Regions from separate parts of the Homo sapiens genome. Here region 1 is linked to region 2. A link is an interaction called in ENCODE POLR2A ChIA-PET data of the cell type or tissue named here. Cell type or tissue: CD4-positive, alpha-beta T cell. All regions are shown on one strand. Region 1 overlaps ACTN4 (actinin alpha 4). Region 2 overlaps HNRNPL (heterogeneous nuclear ribonucleoprotein L).

Region 1 (4,000 bases), 170 kb before region 2:
GCCTCAGCCTCCTGAGTAGCTGGGATAACAGGCATGTGCCACCACACCCGGCTAATTTTGTATTTTTAGTAGAGACGGGGTTTCTCCATGTTGGTCAGGCTGGTCTCAAACTCCTGAACTCAAGTGATCCACCTGCCTTGGCCTCCCAAAGTGTTGGGATTACAGGCGTGAGCCACCATGCCCGGCCCCTGTAACCATTTTTAAGTGATTGATCATCTCAGCATGATTGATGGAGATGATGGGGTTGGCCATCCATTCTTTTTTTTTTTTTTTTTTGGAGACAGTCTCACTCTGTCTCCAAGGCTGGAGTGCAGTGGCACAATCTTGGCTCACTACAACCTCTGCCTCCTGGGTTCAAGCGATTCTTCTGCCTCAGCTTCCCAATTAGCTGAGATTACATGCATGCACCACCATGCCTGGCCAGTTTTTGTGTTTTTAATAGAGACAGGGTTTTATCATGTTGGCCAGGCTGGTCTCAAGCCCCTGACCTCAGGTGATCCCCCCACCTCAGCCTCCCAAAGTGCTAGGATTACAGGCATGAGCCACCACACCCGGCCTATTCATCATTTATTGAGCATTTATTTATACCCACTATGTGCCGTAAACAAGGTGCTGAGTAATGAGATGTGAACAGAATAGTCCTTCTTCTTGTCCTCATGGAGCACACAGCCTAGTCGGGGACAATAGGCATTAAAAAATACCAACAATGAAAACCCAAGACATACATAGAGTGTTCCAAATTGTGGTTTTATTTTTTATATATATATATTCATATATATTTATATATATTTATATATATATTCATATATATTTATATATATGAATATATATTTATATATATTCATATATACTTATATATATTTATATATACTTATATATATTTATATATATTCATATATATTTATATATATTCATATATATTCATTTATATTTATATATATTCATATATATTTATATATATTTATATATTTATATATATTATATATATTTATATATTTATATATATTATATATATTTATATATTTATATATTTATATATACTTATATATATTTATATATTTATATATATTTTTATATATATATATTTATATATGTATAATTTTTTTTTTTTTTTTTTTTGTGATGGAGTCTCTATCACCCAGGCTGGAGTGCAGTAGCGTGATCTCAGCTCACTGCAACCTCTGCCTCCCAGGTTCAAGCAATTCTCTGCCTCAGCCTCCTGAGTAGCTGGGATTACAGGTGCCTGCCACCACGTCCGGCTAATTTTTGTATTTTTAGTAGAGATGGGATTTCACCATCTTGGCCAGGCTGGTCTTGAACTCCTGACCTTGTGATCTACCCGCCTCGGCCTCCCAAAGTGCTGGGATTACAGGCGTGAGCCACTGCGCCCGGTGTGATTATTTTTATGAAGGAAAAGACCAGAGTCCTTTAAGAGGGGACAGTGGGGGACTTGCAATAGATTGTGTGGGAGCTGTCAGGGGAGACTTTCCAAGATGATGACAGTGAAGTGAGGCCTGGAGGGAGAGTTAGAGCCAACCTCAGAGAAGGGAACACTGTTCTAGGCAGGAGGACCCAGGGTTGTGGGAAGAGAGAAATAAAATGAGACCAAGACAGTGGGGAGAGCAGTGTGAGTTGAAGTCAGAGGGGTGACAGCAGCCAGAATGTGCCGGTAGCGAGGATCTTGGATTTTATTCTAGCTGCAATGAGAGCTTTGATTCTACAAATATTTATTGCGTGCTAGTCACTGTTTTAGGTACTGGGTGTACAACAGTGAAAAAAGAACTTCCCAGCCGAGTGGAATGCCGTGGAGCATATCTGTTTCGATGCTGGGACAGATCCCTAACACAGCTCATTAAAGCAGATAGCACCATTCCGTCTCTTTCTTCAGCTTCACTTTACGTCAGTCCCAGCATTTTTATCCCTACCCTTACAGATGAGAGAACTAAAGTTCAGAGAGGTGACGTGACTTGCCCCAGGCCCCTCAGTCAGTAAAAGACAGAACTGAGAATCCAACCAGACTCTTCCCTTTTTAGGTTATTTCTCTAACATTAGGGCCGAGTATCGATTCTCTTTACCTCTGACTTCGTGTCCCTGGTATTAAGACTCAGGGCCCACAGTGCCTCTTGGAATTCAGGCATATGGTGACATCAGTGTGCCTACCATTCAGGTCTTGGAGAATAGGGTATGGCGAAAGGAGAGAACTCGTGATATCGCTGATTCAGTAGCCCAGAGTTGTACGAGTCCTTGGGTGTTTCACCTTCATCCAGGCATCTGAGATTGGAGACAAGCATGTGGCTGAATGACGTATCTGGGGGAAGCTGTCTAAACAGCCGTGTGGAGTTGGAGAGTTGAATTAGCTCTGTGGCCAAACCTCTGGGCTCAGTCTGCCTATATATGGCTTGATCTCAAAGAACAGGTGATAGCAGTAGGAGTTGTTTTCTGTGTTGCTGGTGGGAGATGCCCAGGCACATTCCTTTGTAGACAAGCACAAACTAGATATTTTTGAAATCGGAGGTCTGAAACCAGCCGAAGAATTAATCCTGGCCTGGAAAGCATATGGGAGAGTACAGCCAACCTGGCTTGGGTGTTGCTTTCTTGGTTTTGTTGCATTTTTGAGGCAGGGTCTTGCTCTGTCACCCAAGTGGGATCACAGTGGTACAATCATGGCTCATTGCAGCCTTAACCTCCTGGGCTCAAGTGATTCTCCTGCCTTATTTTTTGATTTTTTTTGTAGAGGTGAGGTCTCACCATGTTGCCCAGGCTGGTCTTGAGCTCCTGGGCTCAAGTGATCCTCCACCTTGGTCTCCCAAAGTGTTAGGATTACAGGCGTGAGCCGCTGCCCCTGGTGACTTTGTTGCTTTTTAATAAGCCCAGAAATTTCTTTCAAGAGGGAGGATCTTTGTGAACATCTTGAGCCGCGTTCTTGATCGCTGGCTGTGGAAGCCTCCACCTATCAGGCTCAAGTCCATGTTGCTATCATGTGCACTTTGGCTGGTGAGGTGCTGAGCAGAGGTTTCAGCCTCTACCACAAGGTTTCCTGATGAAAGGTCAGCTGGGTGGGCCCAGCTTCTCCTTACCCAACTGAGAGGCCTCATAGAGCACAAGGCCTGGGTACGGAGGTTCCTGGGGCTCCTGCCATACCCAGCCAGGCCAAGCAGAGGGCCCCAGTGTGTTGTTGGGTGCTGAGAGGCTGCCCGCAGCTCTCGCCTGTGTTGGAAGGCTGTAGACTTGGCTTCTCCCAAACGTAAGCTGTGAAGCCATGGACTCAGATTCTCAGCCTGGCCCTGCTACTTACTGTGGGACCTTGGGCAAGGAAGTCTCCATTTTCTCTTTTACAAAATGGGGCCAATAATCTGACTACCACAGGGCTGTCAGGATGCAGCGGGATGGAGCCTTTATAGGGTCTTGTTCTGTGGGATCTGGAGTCCCATATGGGAGTTATTAGTTGAGGGACGAGGCATCTGGGAATCTTTATTCAACTAGGAAACTTCAGCCAAAGAACTAATGCCATAGAGATGTCTTATGGTGTCTGCATTTGAAGCCAGCGGTTCTTTGAAAATTTATCCTGAGTTCCAGAAAGCCAACTGCTAGATAAGTAAGCATTGAGCATTTAAGGGGTCCTGGAAGTAAGATTCCTGGAAAGAAGCAGCAATCTCTTACTCATCCCCGATTATCTCAGACACAGAGTGGTGGATGGAACCTTTGTGGTTTAGGGGCTGACTCTTGGTATTGCTGGATAAGGAATATGAGCCAGTAGAGACGAGTGTGTTGTATAGCAGTGTCCTGCGACTGGGCTGGAGACGTGGCTGAGGGAGGCCAGGGGGCCTCAGAGTGCACGGGAGGAGGCTTACAGAGGTCTTTTGCATCCTGCAGAACACCACATGTGTCCTTCCCTCTGGGAAACCTCCCACCCGGGCAGGGCCTCTGGGGCCGGATGTGGAAGGTAAACAGGCTGCCTTTCTGCTCTCTACCACAGACAGGCCCGGAAAGGCCTGAGTAG
Region 2 (4,000 bases):
GGTTCTTTCCCGTGCTGACTGGCAAGATACGAGGCTCAGCGAGGAACCCAGGGGGCCCGGCAGCAGCTCACCTTCTCCACATTGCCATATAAGCAGAAGACATTGAAGACTCGGTCACAGTTCATCTTAGATTGATCCAAGCCATAGACCATGAGCACAGGGCTGTCGGCGTGAGGGCCATACTCGGGTGGTGGGGGAGGGGGTGGGGGGTGCCCATACTGGGGGCCGTAGCGACTTGGGCCCCGACGGTGACCCCCCACTGGTGGACCCATCCTTCTCCCTTCGTAGTGAGGTGGGGGGGGCCCGTAGCCCTCATCATGGTAATGGCTGTGGTACCCACCGTGGGGCCCTCCTGGGGGGTGGGAAGGAAAGAGAGGGAGGACGGGTGAGAATTTGCACGGCGGGCGGCGGGCAGGGGCACATGAGCCACGGGAGTCCACGGAGGGGAACCCCCTGCCCTCACCATATTCTGCGGGGTGATCTCCCAGGAGAGGGGGCTGCCTCTGGCGTTTGTTGGGGTTGCTGCCAGGGTCACCTGTGGAGAGAGAAAACAGTTAGGAGTCTCACTCAGAAATTGGGGTCTCTCCCTCCCTCCTGACTGCACAGGCTGATCTGAGCCCCCAGCTCCTGCCAACTGCAAGCCCTCCCTTCCTCGAGGGCTGTGGGGCCTCCTTTTGTGATCTGACCTACGGCGGGCATGAAGCCCGAGCCTCAAAGCTGGTGCCCACTCTCCTTCCCCTGCTCATACCAAAGGGCTGGCCTTGTTCTGTGAAGGACAAGGCCAGATTCTGTGCTCTCACCTACCCTGGCCCTGGGAGAAAGCCCAGCTCCCAGGCCCTCTGGGGAATGTGCAGCTGCTACAGAAGCTGATATATTATGGCGGGCCAAAAGCAGCTTTCTAAAGTGACTCCCAATGAAGGGAGAGTAGATTAAGAGGAAAATAACCCCAGAGGGAAGCAAGCAAGTTTGACCCCCAAAGCCCCCAAAGTTCTAGGAGCTCCAGACTGTCTCTGTTAGATCCCTTCTTTCTTAATCCCAGTCCCCCCTCCCTCCCAGTCCCGCCAGCCCAAGAGGGACTGACTGTAGCTGACAAGCAGGGCAACAGCAGAATCAGTTCAAATAAGCAATCATGTACAAGGCATCGACATTCCCACACCCAGCAATGGCGCAGATCCACCCCGACCCCAGCAGTTCGTAATCACTGCCTTTAACTTAGCGCTTAAGTGGCAGGCACTGGGCTAAGCGCTTTACAGACATCACAGCTTCTGAAATTCCTCACAACAACCCTATGAGGTAGGTTCTGATATTTCAGCCCCATTTTACAGATAAGAAGACTGAGTTGTTAACTTTTAACTGAGCAGTTAAAAGACACTTTGGCCCAAAGTCACAAAGCAAGACAGTGGCTGAGCCATATTTGAACCCAGGTCTGGCTGACTCCAAAACCCAGGGCTCGAAACCACTGCCCTTTCCTGCCACCCGGCCTGGGTTTTGTTACCAGTCATTACAAAATGGAAAAGGACTACTTACAGCAGAAGTACAGAGTACAATGTCCATTTGTCACAAAAAACAAATCTGTATTTTCTCTTACCATTGGACGCTTCAACAGTGAGTTAGCACAGTTCTGAAAGATGGCGTCCCATCAAACATACACTGCGACCCTGCATCACATGGTTTTACAGTCATAAATACAAGTCACGGTACACATCCGCTACAATTTTTTTAAAGAATTGTTTTAAAAGTCAATATTTTGATTAAATCAAAAATGGCTCACAGATGTTCTGTCCTCAGAAGATATCAGAAAAGTGGAAATAAAGGTGTATGAAGTGGGTAGTGTCCCTCCATGTTGTCACCTCCTCACATATGTGCTGCAGTGCGGTGGTGCGGTGCTTCTGGCTGTGTAGCGCTCCGTGTGCGTGTCTCCTGGTATGAGGTGTGCCAGTGGCCCCACTACGCTCGCGCTTTTGGCCTTGGGAGCGCGCCTGGTTACCCGGCAGCAGGTAACTGTGTGCCTCTGAGCTGTTTGGCTGTCTGGTTTTAGGTCTGTTTTGGTTTTTTTGATTTTTTTTTTGTTGTGGTTAAAATTTTTTTTTTTTTTTTTGGTTTCTGATCTCCAGTTGGTGCAGATTATGTTGGCAGCCGGTGACTGCAGAAAAAATAAAAATATCAAAACAGAAAAAAAACAAGGCCCTCCCCAAACCAAATGACTTAAAAAACAAAACCCATATGGCGAGGAATGGAGAGAGGATCCTATTGTCTTGGAGGCCCATGGAATCTACTTCCGTCTATGAAACGTTCTCCGAAAAGAGCATCGCTCGCTGGCTGGCTGGGACAGCTCTGTTCTCTGTGTTTCCTACTTCTGTGTACATTCTCGGGTTCAAGTTTGCTTGGATTTTGACCTTTTTTTTAATGTTTAATAAAAAAAGCAGTGTCTGCTGCCATGTTGCGTCTCTTTCTCTCTTTGTCTCTGTATGCCTCTGTCTCTGTGCTTGTAGCTGTTCCTTGGAGCGCGGTGTGGTGTTCTTGATGTAGTGAGCTCAAGTCTGCGGCTGTTTCTGGGGACGTGGTGGAGGCTGCATGTTCTGTTCTCTCCAGGAAGAGCTAGTGGTTTTCTACCCTGTGTGTTGGTGAGCAATGTGCAGAGGCAGAGCCGCTGAAGTATGGTTCCTGAGGGGTGGCGAAGCACCGCCCTCACTCCAGGTCACCTCATCAGCCCTCGTTTTTTTTTGGGCCCCAGCCTTGGGGCTGCCAAAGCTGAGAGGCATCAAAACCAATGCACAGCCAGCCCCCTGCCACTAGCCCCTGCCGGTCTGCACATCTTCTATTTATGTTCCTTGGAGAAGAAATGGTTGTTGCCATGTTTCTGTTAGCAGTCATGTAATGCCATTGCCCGCTCTGGTACATTCACTTGGTCACCAATTTGCCTCTGACCTTTGGAGGGAGCAGCCAGGCCCACAGGGCCCACTGTGAGGATCCTGGGGAAGAGTCTAGCCCACCCTGCCCACTGCTTCCCAGATGCAAGGGCGAGCAAGACAGGCCTGCCTAGGAATGGGGGGCTCTGGCCTCTCAGGGCCTGTGCGATGTCAGCATCGAGCCTCCTCCCTCAGCCCATGGCCTGGTCCGACGTATCAGACCAAGACAGACACCGAGATGGATGGTCTTGTTGGGGGGCTGCCGCTGTTTCTCATAGGCAATCCTCCACCTCTCCCTGCTACCAAAGGCAAACCATTCTTGACAGACACTAGGAAGGGAGTTGTCCATTTGGGCCACCTGCAGAGATGTTGCGTCCCCTCTACAAATGATGTGAGGCATGTCCGCCCTGGTCCAATCCAGAGTGTCTCACCTCCACAGGGTCAGCTTGCTCACAAGGCTCACTGCAAGAGCCCAGGAGACCTCATCGCCCCCCAACACTGTCACTCCCCCAAATCAGACCCTCTCAACAGCGCAGAACAAGAGGACAATTCCTGGTCCAGCAAGAATGGAGTGAGTGACCCTCACCAGACTCTCAAAGGAGCCACTGCTGGTTTCTAAGGCCGCCCCCACGCCTCATCCTCAGTGAGGCCCTGCTCCCCGCCCATCCAGGCTTCTGCCTTGCCTCTGTATCCTGAGCAGCATCGGAGGGCCCCAAGCAGCAGTGAAGACCCATGGAGGCCTCTCACTCCCCCATCCCACTAGGGTGTCCAAGTGCTGACCCCAAGGCCCTCCCATGTCCATGGGGGGCCCAATGGCATTACATAACCCTGAGCCCAGGCCTATTAAGTGCACTAGTCGAGTGAAAGCAAGGCGGGTATGTTTAGAACAAAGTGGTCGTCAAGATTACCTTGTCCACTGAGATTGGGGTTTGTGTAGTCCCAAGTATCCTGATCATTCTTGAACACATTCAAGCGTGTAGGCTGCAAGGACAGGACAAGACAAGACTTGAGGTCAGCCATGCCCCAGCTCACCTGGAAGCTGACAAGGGGCAGTCAGTCACCTCCCAGATGTACCTTTGCGTATTCGATCT

What was found. ChIA-PET counts read pairs that join two places held together with the same protein. Peaks named below come from ENCODE experiments on the same cell type or tissue, not always from the same donor. Only the 100,000 strongest peaks of a DNase experiment are listed, where the experiment ranks them.
Region 1: POLR2A ChIA-PET joins it to region 2 with 8 read pairs; 16 of 35 experiments call an interaction of 5 or more read pairs at or near these places.

Annotation. Positions count from the first base shown.
Region 1 is chr19:38,672,686-38,676,685 of GRCh38, forward strand. The region is part of intron 1 of ACTN4 (actinin alpha 4); the gene reads left to right. Among named protein-coding and RNA genes, the nearest start is that of ACTN4, 27 kb to the left of the region's middle. RefSeq lists enhancers at 1,711-1,760, 1,931-2,000, 2,031-2,110. In CD4-positive, alpha-beta T cell, no CTCF peak of the experiment used is centred here; DNase peaks (open chromatin) are centred at 2,257 and 3,167; H3K27ac peaks cover 1,190 bases.
Region 2 is chr19:38,840,025-38,844,024 of GRCh38, forward strand. It overlaps HNRNPL (heterogeneous nuclear ribonucleoprotein L), which reads right to left. Exons shown (of 13, transcript NM_001533.3): 5 at 3,984-4,000; 6 at 3,818-3,890; 7 at 464-535; 8 at 72-352. Among named protein-coding and RNA genes, the nearest start is that of HNRNPL, 8.0 kb to the right of the region's middle. RefSeq lists enhancers at 2,725-2,804, 2,887-3,387. In CD4-positive, alpha-beta T cell, no CTCF peak of the experiment used is centred here; DNase peaks (open chromatin) are centred at 1,977 and 2,597; H3K4me3 peaks cover 983 bases; H3K27ac peaks cover 2,141 bases.